2 separate regions of the Homo sapiens genome follow, and region 1 is linked to region 2. Evidence: chromatin loops called from intact Hi-C (ENCODE). Cell type or tissue: MCF 10A. All regions are shown on one strand. Links, peaks and the distances in the headings refer to the core of each region. The heading gives the core; the rest is flanking DNA. Region 1 overlaps RBFOX3 (RNA binding fox-1 homolog 3). Region 2 overlaps RBFOX3 (RNA binding fox-1 homolog 3).

What was found. Peaks named below come from ENCODE experiments on the same cell type or tissue, not always from the same donor. Only the 100,000 strongest peaks of a DNase experiment are listed, where the experiment ranks them.
Region 1: it touches region 2 in a loop (15-fold over the local background); 1 of 110 quality-filtered maps calls a loop at or near these places.

Annotation. Positions count from the first base shown.
Region 1 is chr17:79,292,367-79,297,733 of GRCh38, forward strand. The region is part of intron 3 of RBFOX3 (RNA binding fox-1 homolog 3); the gene reads right to left. Among named protein-coding and RNA genes, the nearest start is that of ENGASE, 220 kb to the left of the region's middle. In MCF 10A, for the core only: no CTCF peak of the experiment used is centred there; a DNase peak (open chromatin) is centred at 2,305.
Region 2 is chr17:79,225,735-79,231,101 of GRCh38, forward strand. All of the region lies in intron 4 of RBFOX3 (RNA binding fox-1 homolog 3), which reads right to left. Among named protein-coding and RNA genes, the nearest start is that of ENGASE, 150 kb to the left of the region's middle. RefSeq lists an enhancer at 1,889-2,660. In MCF 10A, for the core only: no CTCF peak of the experiment used is centred there; DNase peaks (open chromatin) are centred at 2,617 and 3,107.

The sequences.
Region 1 (5,367 bases), core at 134-5,133, 67 kb after region 2:
CACTAACCAAGAGCAACCAGGGGACCAGTGCTGTCTCCCCACTAACCAAGAGCAACCAGGGGACAAGGGGACTGTGGCACCAGTCACTAGCATGTCCCCGGCACATGGAAGGTTCTCAATGAATACTGGTTGAAAAAAGGAATTAAAATGTTAGTCTATAATGGAACATGTTTACACTCACACTTACAGTTGGCACTGTACACACACACACACACATGCACACACACACACACGCACACACACACACACATACATGCAGACCCAGTGCACTGCCCTTAGAAGTGTTTGATGCTGCGAAGGACAGCATGGGCTGCTTTCGCTGTGTAATGAGGGAACAGCAGTATGCCAAATGCTTAGAAGAGATCCTTTTGCTTTCTTTCCTCCGCTCAATTCTGCCGCTAGAGACCCTACTGTTGTATTCTGATTTCACCAACATGAAACTGCATTTGGGGGAAAAAATCACCCATTCCCTTTATATTAGGAAAGTAAGAAGCAAACAGACTTCGTTTTGGAATTTGGCCTTTGTTTTGGGAGTTGGTATAAAAGACAATTCCTCCCTGGAGGTTTTGCTTTGGTTTTATGGGGTTTTTATACCTGCCCCCACCTTCCATCCCCCTTGAAAAGAGGCCCCTGAAGAGTTTGCTTGGCTGGAACATCACAGACCAAAGTCTGAGAACTGCTTCTATTTTACAGTGCCACTGTTAGTAATGCCTCATATGTATATTATATTTCATAGTTTTTCAAAGCCACTTAAAAGTATGGCCTCATTTGACCCTTCCATCAGACCTAGATGGTCAACAGAGCACATCTCATTATCTCCGTTTAACAGGTAAGAAAACTGAGAATTTAGAGGGTAAAGTGACCTGCTCAAGCCCACATGGGGCCAACAAAAATGTTCCAAGTTACTCATCTGCTGCTCACATCAAGACCGATCTTTGCTTCCTTCCTTCCTTCTTTCCTTCCCTGCCTCCCTCCCTTCCTTCCCTGCCTCCCTCCCCTCCCCCTCCCTCCCCTCCCTTTCCTTTCCCTTCCCTCCCCTCCACCCCTTCCTTCCTTCCTTCCTTCCTTCCTTCCTTCCTTCCTTCCTTCCTTCCTTCCTTCCCTTCCTTCCTGTCTCACTCTGTCTCCCAGGCTGGAGTGCAGTGGCACAATCTTGGCTCATTGCAACCTCCACCTTCTGGGTTCAAGTGATTCTCCTGCCTCAGCCTCCTGAGTAGCTGGGATTACAGACTTGCACCACCATGCCTGGCTAATTTTTGTATTTTTAGTAGAGACGGGGTTTCACCATGTTGGCTGGGCTGGTCTCGAACTCCTGGCCTCAGGTGATCTGCCTGCCTTGGCCTCCCAAAGTGCTGGGATTACAGGCATGAGCCACTTGCCCAGCCTGAGCCATTCTTGCTTTAGATAACCTGCTGCTTTGGGGGCTGACAGATAAGCAGGAAGGCTGCCCTGTAGCAGCGGCAAGGTCCACAAATAAGCCAGATGAAGGAGAAGAGAAATATAGGGAGGCTGTCAGGGACTCATTCTGGTTAGGATTTAAGCCCCAGCTGCTATTACAGGATGGAGAGATGAAACAGGGCCGAGAAAGAGCCTCGGCCAGCATGGGGTCAACTAGGGCAGGGGAAGCAATGACATAGTCTCACAGAGTCACCTGTCCGACTTCCAGAGCAGGTACAGATTCATACAGAGCAGGTGCAGATTCATACTGCAGCCTACTATGCTCTTCAACTGGGGCCACCTGCTTGCCTTACAGAGTCAGAAAAGCAAAGTGAACCAGTTTTCTATTCCTCTCCAACAAGCCGCTGCTCTTCCCTAACAGTTTATCTGCACTTAAGATCCCTCAGCAGAATCCTGGACTGGAGAGCAAGTTCGTCAGATTAGATGGGGCATACCTTTCACCCAGTTCTAGCCTTGAGTGTCTGTGCCGGACTCCGGTAGCAGACACCTTTTGCTTTTTTTTTGTGGATGGAGTCTCACTTTGTCTCCCAGGATGGAGTACAGTGGTGTGATCTCTGCTCACTGCAACCTCCATCTTCCGGGCTCAAGTCATTCTCTTGCCTCAGCCTCCCGAGTAGCTGGGACTTCAGGCGCCTGCCACCACGCCCAGCTAATTTTTTGTATTTTCAGTAGAGATAGGGTTTCACCATTTTGGCCAGACTGGTCTCGAACTCCTGACCTCAAATGACCTGCCTGCCGCGACTGGGATTATAAGCGTGAGCCACCACGCCCCGCTAGATACCTTTGCTTCTTGGAGAAACAGGAAAGATGCGGAATGGGGGAAGGCAGGAGTTCAGCACCACGGACAGCGACCTGCGGGTGGGAGACGCTGCCAGCCACGCGGCCGAACTCCGGACTGGGGGCCACGTGGAGGAGGCCTTGGTTCAGCTCTGCCCCATGCCTCACGGGACACACATTTATCACCTGGAAACAGCGGCCAGTGCTCAGGAAGGCTCATGCCATTGCGGATCTGCCTTCATTAAATCCAAAGCATGATTGCTTGTCACTTGCTTTAATTCGTTTCCCTCCCAACTCTTTATTTGAAGAGCTTTCTAAAGTTTTGTCCATAAGAGGAAGAGATTCTCTTTTGGGGGTGGGTGAGACCTTGTTATGGAAGAGAACAGCGGCCAGTTCAGGGAGTGTGGTCTTCCACTTCGATCGTGATGTGTTTCTGTGTCGCTTGAAGTCTAGCTTGCCTTTCCTAACGCTCTCGGCCCGGGTCAGAGACTCCATGTGAGAGAAGACGGCCACAGGGAATGTGCTTGGATTTGGGAATCTTCTCAGAGGCCACGGTTTGACCTGGCACCAGTGGTTGGGGCCCATAAGCCACGCAGCACGCAGATGAAATCCGCCTCGTGTGTCCTCACTAAATCCACAGCGCTAGAAATGCATTTAAAGGCAATCCTGCCTGCCCACAGCAGATTTTCCATACCCTGGCAATTGGAGCATGTTAAGGATGAGACACAGCTGCCAGGTCTGATTTCTTAAATCAAGATTCGTTTTGTAGGGAGAGCAGGAGGAAAAAATTAATGCACAACCTGGCAAGGTGAGGGAGCGAGGGAGGGATGCCTGCCGCCTTGGTGGCTCTGTCCACTTTGGGTGGGAGCCAGTTCCTTTCCAGCAAGCGCCTTCCAGCTCAGGGAAGGGCAGGGGCTTCCCACAGACAGCCTGGGATGAGCAATGCCTGACTCAGGGTCTGAGTGCGGGCAAAGTCAGGTGCTGATGGAAAGATCAGAAGTTGTTGGCTTACATTTTGTTTGATTTGTTTTTCTCTGAGTTTTCAGCCATTCTCACCACATCACACTTGGTTTCCTGTCCTGCCCCACCGTCAGCTCCCCCTGCTCCCCCAGCACCCTGTGTCCATCCCACAAGGATGGATGAGCCAAGCTGCTCAGGCACAGCTTGAGGGTGGGATCTAGTACCTTCCCTTCCCTGGCTGCAAAGCATGGGGTGCGTTTGAGGAAGGGTGAGGGCAGCATTGGGAGTGGGGACTGTGCAGTATGTTTCGGTCTGTCTGTGGCAGGGCATGGGGAAGGGCGGTTATTTGTAAATAATACTTAATTGATGAGACTTAAATAATAGATGAGCCAGCGTCATTCCCAGTGGCCCAGCAGTACTGATGGCCACCTTCATTCTTCCATTTCCCAATTACAACAGGGTGGGGCTGGGCTTGGGGGAGGGGTGTCAAGAAGGGGATAGAAGAGGGCAGGGGAGCAACGGGGTGAATTAGAGACTTTTGTTGCATTTAATATCAATTCATTTTGCAGGCTGCTGACACAGCCAAATTTCACAGCTCTGAATTTGTGGGGCTCCCCAGTGTACAGACGCAAAAGGAAAATACAAAAGAACTTTTTAAAAAATGGCCTGCCATCAGCAAAAAATTAAAAGAAAATTTTAACCCCCACCCCGCAAAAAGGCACAAACAGACACACACACACACACCACACACACACACACACACACACAAAATCTGATTTTGATTTCTTATATGGTTGAGGGACTCATCTCATTACTTAATAATCACATTGTTTGCCAGAGCCGGGCTGTGTTTTGTCGCTCTATGGGCCGACTTTGTTACACCTGCATATAAAAATGACAAGTGTAGTGAGATTGTCAGCAAAAGGGACACACTGAAGAACAGGCACAGTCCCCTGACTGGAGGAGGGTAGCCCCAGTCTAACCCCTCCCCGGGGAGCCGGGCTCCCAGGAAAATGCCCAACGGAAGAGTCCATACCTGGCCTCCAGCCTGGGAGGTTTGCTTCCTCCACACACACCAGCTGTAGACTCTCCCATCTCCCTCCTCTTCCTCCTCCCCTCCCTCCTCCCCTTCCTCCTCTTCCTTTTTTCCTCTTTCTCCTCCTCCTGTCTTCTCCTCTTCTTGTCCTTTCTCCTTCTTTTACTACTCCTCTCTGTCTTTCTCCTCCTCTCCCTCCTCTTTTCCTCCTCCCCACTTCTCCTCCCCTTCTTCCTCCCCCCTCCTCCCCCTCCTCCTGCTTCTCCTCCCTTTCCTTCTCCTCCTCTCCCTCTTCTCCTCTTTTTCCTCCTCCCCATCCCCTCTCTCTCCTCCCCCTCTCCCTCCTCCTCCTCTTCCTCATCCTCTCCTCCTCCCTCTCCTCTTCCTCCTCCCCATCCCCTCTTCTTTCTCCTCCTGCCCCTCCTCTCCCCAGCAGCTCTGGCTTTTTCCTCCTGATCTTGGCCAGTGTCTTGCTCTGTGTGCGTTCATTTTCTTAAAGTGATGCCCAAGGCCCACTACCTGCCTTGTCTGGAGCTTGGCAGAGCCTCCTCTTCTCCGAGCAGCCATGAGTTGGGGACTGGGGTCACATAAAAGCTGAATAAGAATGACTCCCAGCAAACAGCTAACACCCTGGACTCCCATCTAGGGACTTAGTGAGTGCTCCTTCCATGGGCCCCTTGGGATCCAGCCTCCCAGGCAGGCTTATCTATGGCCAAGGTGCCCCTCATGTGAGCTAGCCCTGTGGAGAGCCGTGTGCCTTTGGGAAGCACCAAAGCTGGGGTGCTGCTGCACATCCCGGGCCAGCCCCAAGGGTAACTAGTAGAGCAGGTGAGATTCATCTCTCCCTGGTGACATGGCTTCCTCGGGCCATCCCCCGGTACCACTGAGACCCCTTCCAATCAGCAATCCCAGGGTCCCAGGAGCAGGCTGGGCTCTGGCCTCCAGGAGAAAGAAGCAAAGCTGATGTAGGACAGACACTGGAAATCTGGCCCAGTGCCTGCCACAAAGCAGGTGGCCATAGGCCAGGGCACAGTGTGCCTTTCCCAGGGAGATGGGGGTCAGGCCCAAGTCATGGTTTATTCATAATAAACACAGCCGGCCACACTGACCAGTCCATAGGTCCCAGCCCACTTGGG
Region 2 (5,367 bases), core at 221-5,220:
CCTTCTGCCTCAGCAGCAAGTCCACAAATGTGTGTGAGGTGCCAACTGCAGGCTGGGCCCATTCCACACCAGGGACCCAGCTTTGAACCAAACAGGTTAACCTTCCTGCACTCCTGGGCTTTACCCCGTACTGGGGAGGAGAGTCAACAAACATAATTTAGAAAATTGTCTTGCATGTCAAAGGGCGACAGTGGTGGGGGAAGCAGGATGGGGGTGTGGGAGGGCAGAGGAGGGGGCTGCAGTGTTCAGCCAGGTGGTCAGAGTAAGTGTAATTGATGAGGTGATGTTCAGGCCCATCTGGATAGGCCCAAAGAGGGGGCTCTGAGGCTTTCTGGGGAGAATATTCCAGCAAAAAGAATATCCCTGGCAAAGGGCATTCCACATCATGGGATATGTCTAGCTATTTGGGGAACCAGCAAGGTGGCCCATGGGCTGGAGTAATGAGAGTGGGCAGGCAGCAGTGGGAGAAGTGGTCAGATCATAGGAGGTCCTATATGGGAGGGTATTGTGAGGACTTTGGCCTTTCTCCAAGAGAAGTGGGAGTCACAGGAGGATTTGGAGCAGAGGAGGAGTGCAGCCCAACTTGGGCTTTAACCGTATTAGCGTCACCCCAACAGCACATTCCCTGGATAGGAAGTGGGCCAGGTGTCTAAAGATGGACCTCATGACCATCTTTGCTCAGCCTGAGGATTTTGTAATGGTTGGTATTCACGGGGAGGTGGGGATGGCTTCCTGGCCTGATGAGCAGTCACCTGCCTGCTATGCTTCCCACCGTGGTCAAGAGAACGCATGGGGTCTGTGACTGCACCCAGTGTGTCCTGGGCATCACCCTGTGGAGCAGGAGGAGCCTGGGATGTGGCAAAACTCAGACCTGAGCTCAAATTCCAGACCAGCCACTGTCCTGCTGGGCAGCTTTGAGCAGATTACTTAACCTTTCTGAGCCTCTGTTCCCTTTTTGGTAGAGTGGGGATGGCAACATCTACCTTCCTGGGGTGACTATGGGGGTTTAGCAGTCACCAAGGTGGAGGGTCTGGCACACAGGTATTGGATAAAAAATATCACATTAATCAAGGGACATGGGCATTTGCAGGTATGTGAGTTAGGAAAGAGGGAGCGTGAGGCTGGCAAATTTCTACACCAGCGTGAGACTGGATAAGGACAGACTCCAGCTCTGACAAGTTGCTCGGGAGGCTCTGGGACCTGCCAGGCCTGGGGGAACCCACTAAGCATTCTGGGCAGGGACCTCTCACTCTGGCCTGCGCGGAGCATCTGCAGAAGCAGCAGAAGGCTGCGGTGCCTCCAACCCCGCCTTGCTCCCCTTTCTCACTCCCGTGTCTCTTCCCTCCCTCCTTCCCTCTCCCTCTAACTTATCTGCAAGCGCCAGCCAGTTGGCAGGCTGGACACTCAGCAAAGGAGCCATGGAGACTTCTTGCTGGTTTTGGCCGAGACCACCAGTTTTGTGTGTTGAGTCCCCAGAGGCGAATTCCAGCAGAGGAGGGACAAAGTAAGTCCTGAGAGGTCCAGCGAAGCAGCGAGCCAGAGAACATCCACAGAGGCAGGTTGGGCCTCAGTTTCGGAGTGGTTTCCCCTTTTCCTCCTGGGCTGGTGTCCTTTGATCCCATGGACCAGATGGAGGTGTCCCCATGGATGTCAGAAATCCAGCCCACCCCTAAGAGGGGGTGAGTATTGTTTGAGCATCAGCTCGTCCAGGGCAGGGGCTTTGTTTGGCTCCTTGTTGCATCTCAAGCATGTCATTTGTGCTCACTGCACAGGAGATGAGCAGGTCTCTGATGCCAGTGGGGGACTCTGCCATAGAGAAGGATTCAGCACAGGGCCCCGCTCATTCCCGGCTGGCTGGGGGATGGCGGCGTGGGGAGGCTGACTGGCGGCGGTTACTCACTCTTCCATGGCTTATAACTGGAGCACATGTGATGGCCAAGAGGCAAAAAGCAAAGTGCCCAGGAAGACCCTGACCAGCCTGAGGGATGCAGGCAGGTGGCCTCAGTGTCCAGGTGAGGGTGGGAGAAATCCAGGGGCAGGGGAAGGTAGGCTCGGGGCCTCTGTGTTGGTTTTTCCTTCTGAGCTGGTAATGCCAAGGCCAGCGAGGTCCTGAATTGTAGCCATCACATTGCATGGACCTCCACTTTGCTTAGTGGGGAGCAGATAGGTACTGCAGCTTTTTAGCCACCAACAGCGATAAAACCCACCTTCTTTGTGGACCTCCCCCTACGAATCCTCTGGAGAGACAAGGGGCCCTGCGGTCAGCGTCAATGTAAGGCCTGCAGGGTCAGAAGGACCCAGGTGTGGGCAGCCAGGCTGGCCAGGGACGCATGTCTTCCCTGCCCTTCCTCCGTAGGACGGAGCCTGGCCTGCTCCTCCTTCTAAGCTGCTTACAGGTCTCTCTCGTCACCTGTTCTGTCTTAAGTGGGATTGTGTCAAGACCTCACTATCTCGCCTCTCCTCCCTGGCGCTATCCGTGGGCTCTCCGTGTTCCCTCCGGCCTGTGCCTTGGCAAAGCTGTCCGCTCCGGAGCGGGCGGGGTGGCCATGAAGCCTGAGAGAGAGGTGTGTGTCCTGCTCTCTGCACCGTGACGCCTCCCGCTCCCTGAAAACCAGGGAGAAATTACTCTGCCCAAGCGGAACACGCCCGGACAAGCCTCCTCTCCAGCTGTAATTAATACTCTGGGGAAAACACAGACTTGGGGTTTTCATACTTCCACACAAACACACACACACTCACAGATTTCTTTCCATTGTCCTCCGATCCCATCTCAAATGTTTAATGTCCTGCTTCTTTCATGGGTAGCACAAAACCACCCAACTGGATACATCCAGAAAGCCAAGGGAGGCACCAGGGACCCTCTTCAGGTTCCGTGATGCAGAACTTGAGCGTTTGGGAGCTGATTTGCCAACAAGCAGTGCCCAGGCTGCATCCCTGACGTGGAGCAAAGCAGCTTTGGCCTTCTCAGAGTCAGAAATAGCCGTGAGTTTGGGTTAACCCTTTGTGGTCAACATTCTGGGGCATTGCTCTTTATTTCCCCCATCACAGTAGCCTAACTGATGCGCTAGTCCAAACACGTGTGCGCATACCAAGCGCTCCTGCCACCTGACTCATTACAAAACACTCTGGTGAGGCAGGAGCCTTGCAGTTCCATGAAGCTAGGCAGCTGGCAACTCTGATATTGGAAATGTTCTCTCAAAGGACAGGAGAGGGCCGGGCGCAGTGGCTCATGCCTGTAATCCCAGCACTTTGGGAGGCCGAGATGGGCGGATCACTTGAGGTCAGGAGTTCAAGACCAGCTGGCCAATATGGTGAAATCCCATCTCTACTAAAAATACAAAAAAAGTAGCCAGGCGTGGTGGCATACGCCTGTAATCCCAGCTACTTGGGAGGCTGAGGCAGGAGAATGGCTTGAGCACGGTAGGCAGAGGTTGCAGTGAGCCGAGACTGTGCCATCGCACTCCAGCCTGGGTGACAGTGTGAATGAGACTCTGTCAAAAAAAAAAAAAAAAAAAAAAAAAAAAAAAAAAAAAGGGACAGGGCTGGGCGTGGTGGCTCACATCTGTAATCCCAGCACTTTGGGAGGCCGAGGAGGGCAGATCACTTGAGGTCAGGAGTTTGACACCAGCCTGACCAACATGGTGAAACACCATCTCTACTAAAAATACAAAAAAATTAGCCAAGTGTGGTGGTGCACATCTGCAATCCCAGCTACTCAAGAGGCTGAAGCAGGATAATTGCTTGAACCTGGGAGGCAGAGGTTACAGTGAGCTGAGATGGTGCCACTACACTCCAACCTGGGTGACAGAGCAAGACTCCATCTCAAAAAAAAAAAAAAAAAAAAAAAAGACAGGAGAGCTCAAGTGGGCCAGGAAGGGTGGAGTCCTCTGCATCTCCCACTGGTCAGAGAGCTCCTTTGGGGTGGCATGAGGAGGTGGGGATGGGAATGGGCTCAGAAATCCAAACCCGTGAAATCCACAGTCTCCTACAGGGAGGCTTGACTTCTCCAGGGAAATTCTCAGTGTGAAAAGTAGCCTGAACAACCAGGACTGTGGTCTTGCCTTGGCCACTTCCAACGTGGGCCTGGGTGAATAATCGACCCATCCTAAGCCTCAGTTTCCTCATCTGTAGAATAGGGACACCATTCCTGCCTTTTGAACAGGCCTGTTGTACGGATGACATGGGACGGCAGGTTTCACTTGTGATGACCTGTGTCCAAGCTCCTAATCAGCTGGAGATGCTGTGCCCAGATAAAGGATTGGGTATGTCCGACTCAGCTGAGGCAGGTGCAGGGACCATGATTTGGAAGACCAAACAGGCTCAGCTTCTCATGGGTCCTCCTCAGCTATTCTCACTGGGGGCAAGGGGGGTGCCGCCCAGAGGCACAGTGACACGCAGTGATGATGAGGCTGGTTGGGTTGCCGTCGGCCTCTAGGTTCCCTTCTCCCCAGTTTTCTCATGTTCCTCACCACCCAGTCTTTGAGAGGCTTGGAGGCATTGTTTTTCTCTCACTTTCTCTCCATATTTATTTATTTATTTTTTTGAGATGGAGTCTTGCTTTGTCACCCAGGCTGGAGTGCAGTGGTACGATCTTGGCTCACTGCTACCTCTGCCTCCTGGGTTCAAGCGATTCTCCTGCTTCAGCCTCCAGAGTAGCTGGGACTACAGTCACCCGCCACCATACCCGGCTAATTTTTTGTATTTTTAGTAGAGATGGGGTTTCACCATGTTGGCCAGGCTGGTCTCGATCTGCTGACCTCGTGATCCGCCCGCCTCGGCCTCCCAAAGTGCTGGGATTACAGGGGTGAGCCACGGCACCCGGCTCTCCTTATTCTTTACAATCAAAATGTTCCTGAGAAGAAACGCTGTGAAGCAGTCTTGCTAAGCCTTTCCAGAGCTAAGTTCCGGCTCCTGCAGAGCCCTCATCATTGAGGAGAGGAGGCTGTTCTCAAGGCATGGGAAGCAAAGGTGCCTGTCTCTACACTAGGACTGTGTGTCCCAGGCTCACGAGTGCTTCTGACAGCCCTGTAGCTCGTCTCCTTCCACCCTGCAGGGGACTGGGGACAAGGGCCAGGCCCAGCCTGTGTATGTGCCTGGGTTTGTTCCAGCAGCCGGGCAGTTACTGCAGAGACAGATCCGGTGTAAAGAAGAAAACAGTTCTGCTTCTGGTCAAGATGGAGAAATGGGGACTGATGTGCCTGCCTCCGAGAACAATAACAACAAGCTGAAGACTAGTTTTCAAGACACTGGACGAGATACAGTGAAGGGCAGTGATCCCCCAGTGCTGGTCATAGAGGAGCTGCACAGTCGTCCCAGCTGACTGTCTTGAGGAAGTTTTCAGGCCATGGTGCAGTGACCCCAGGTCAA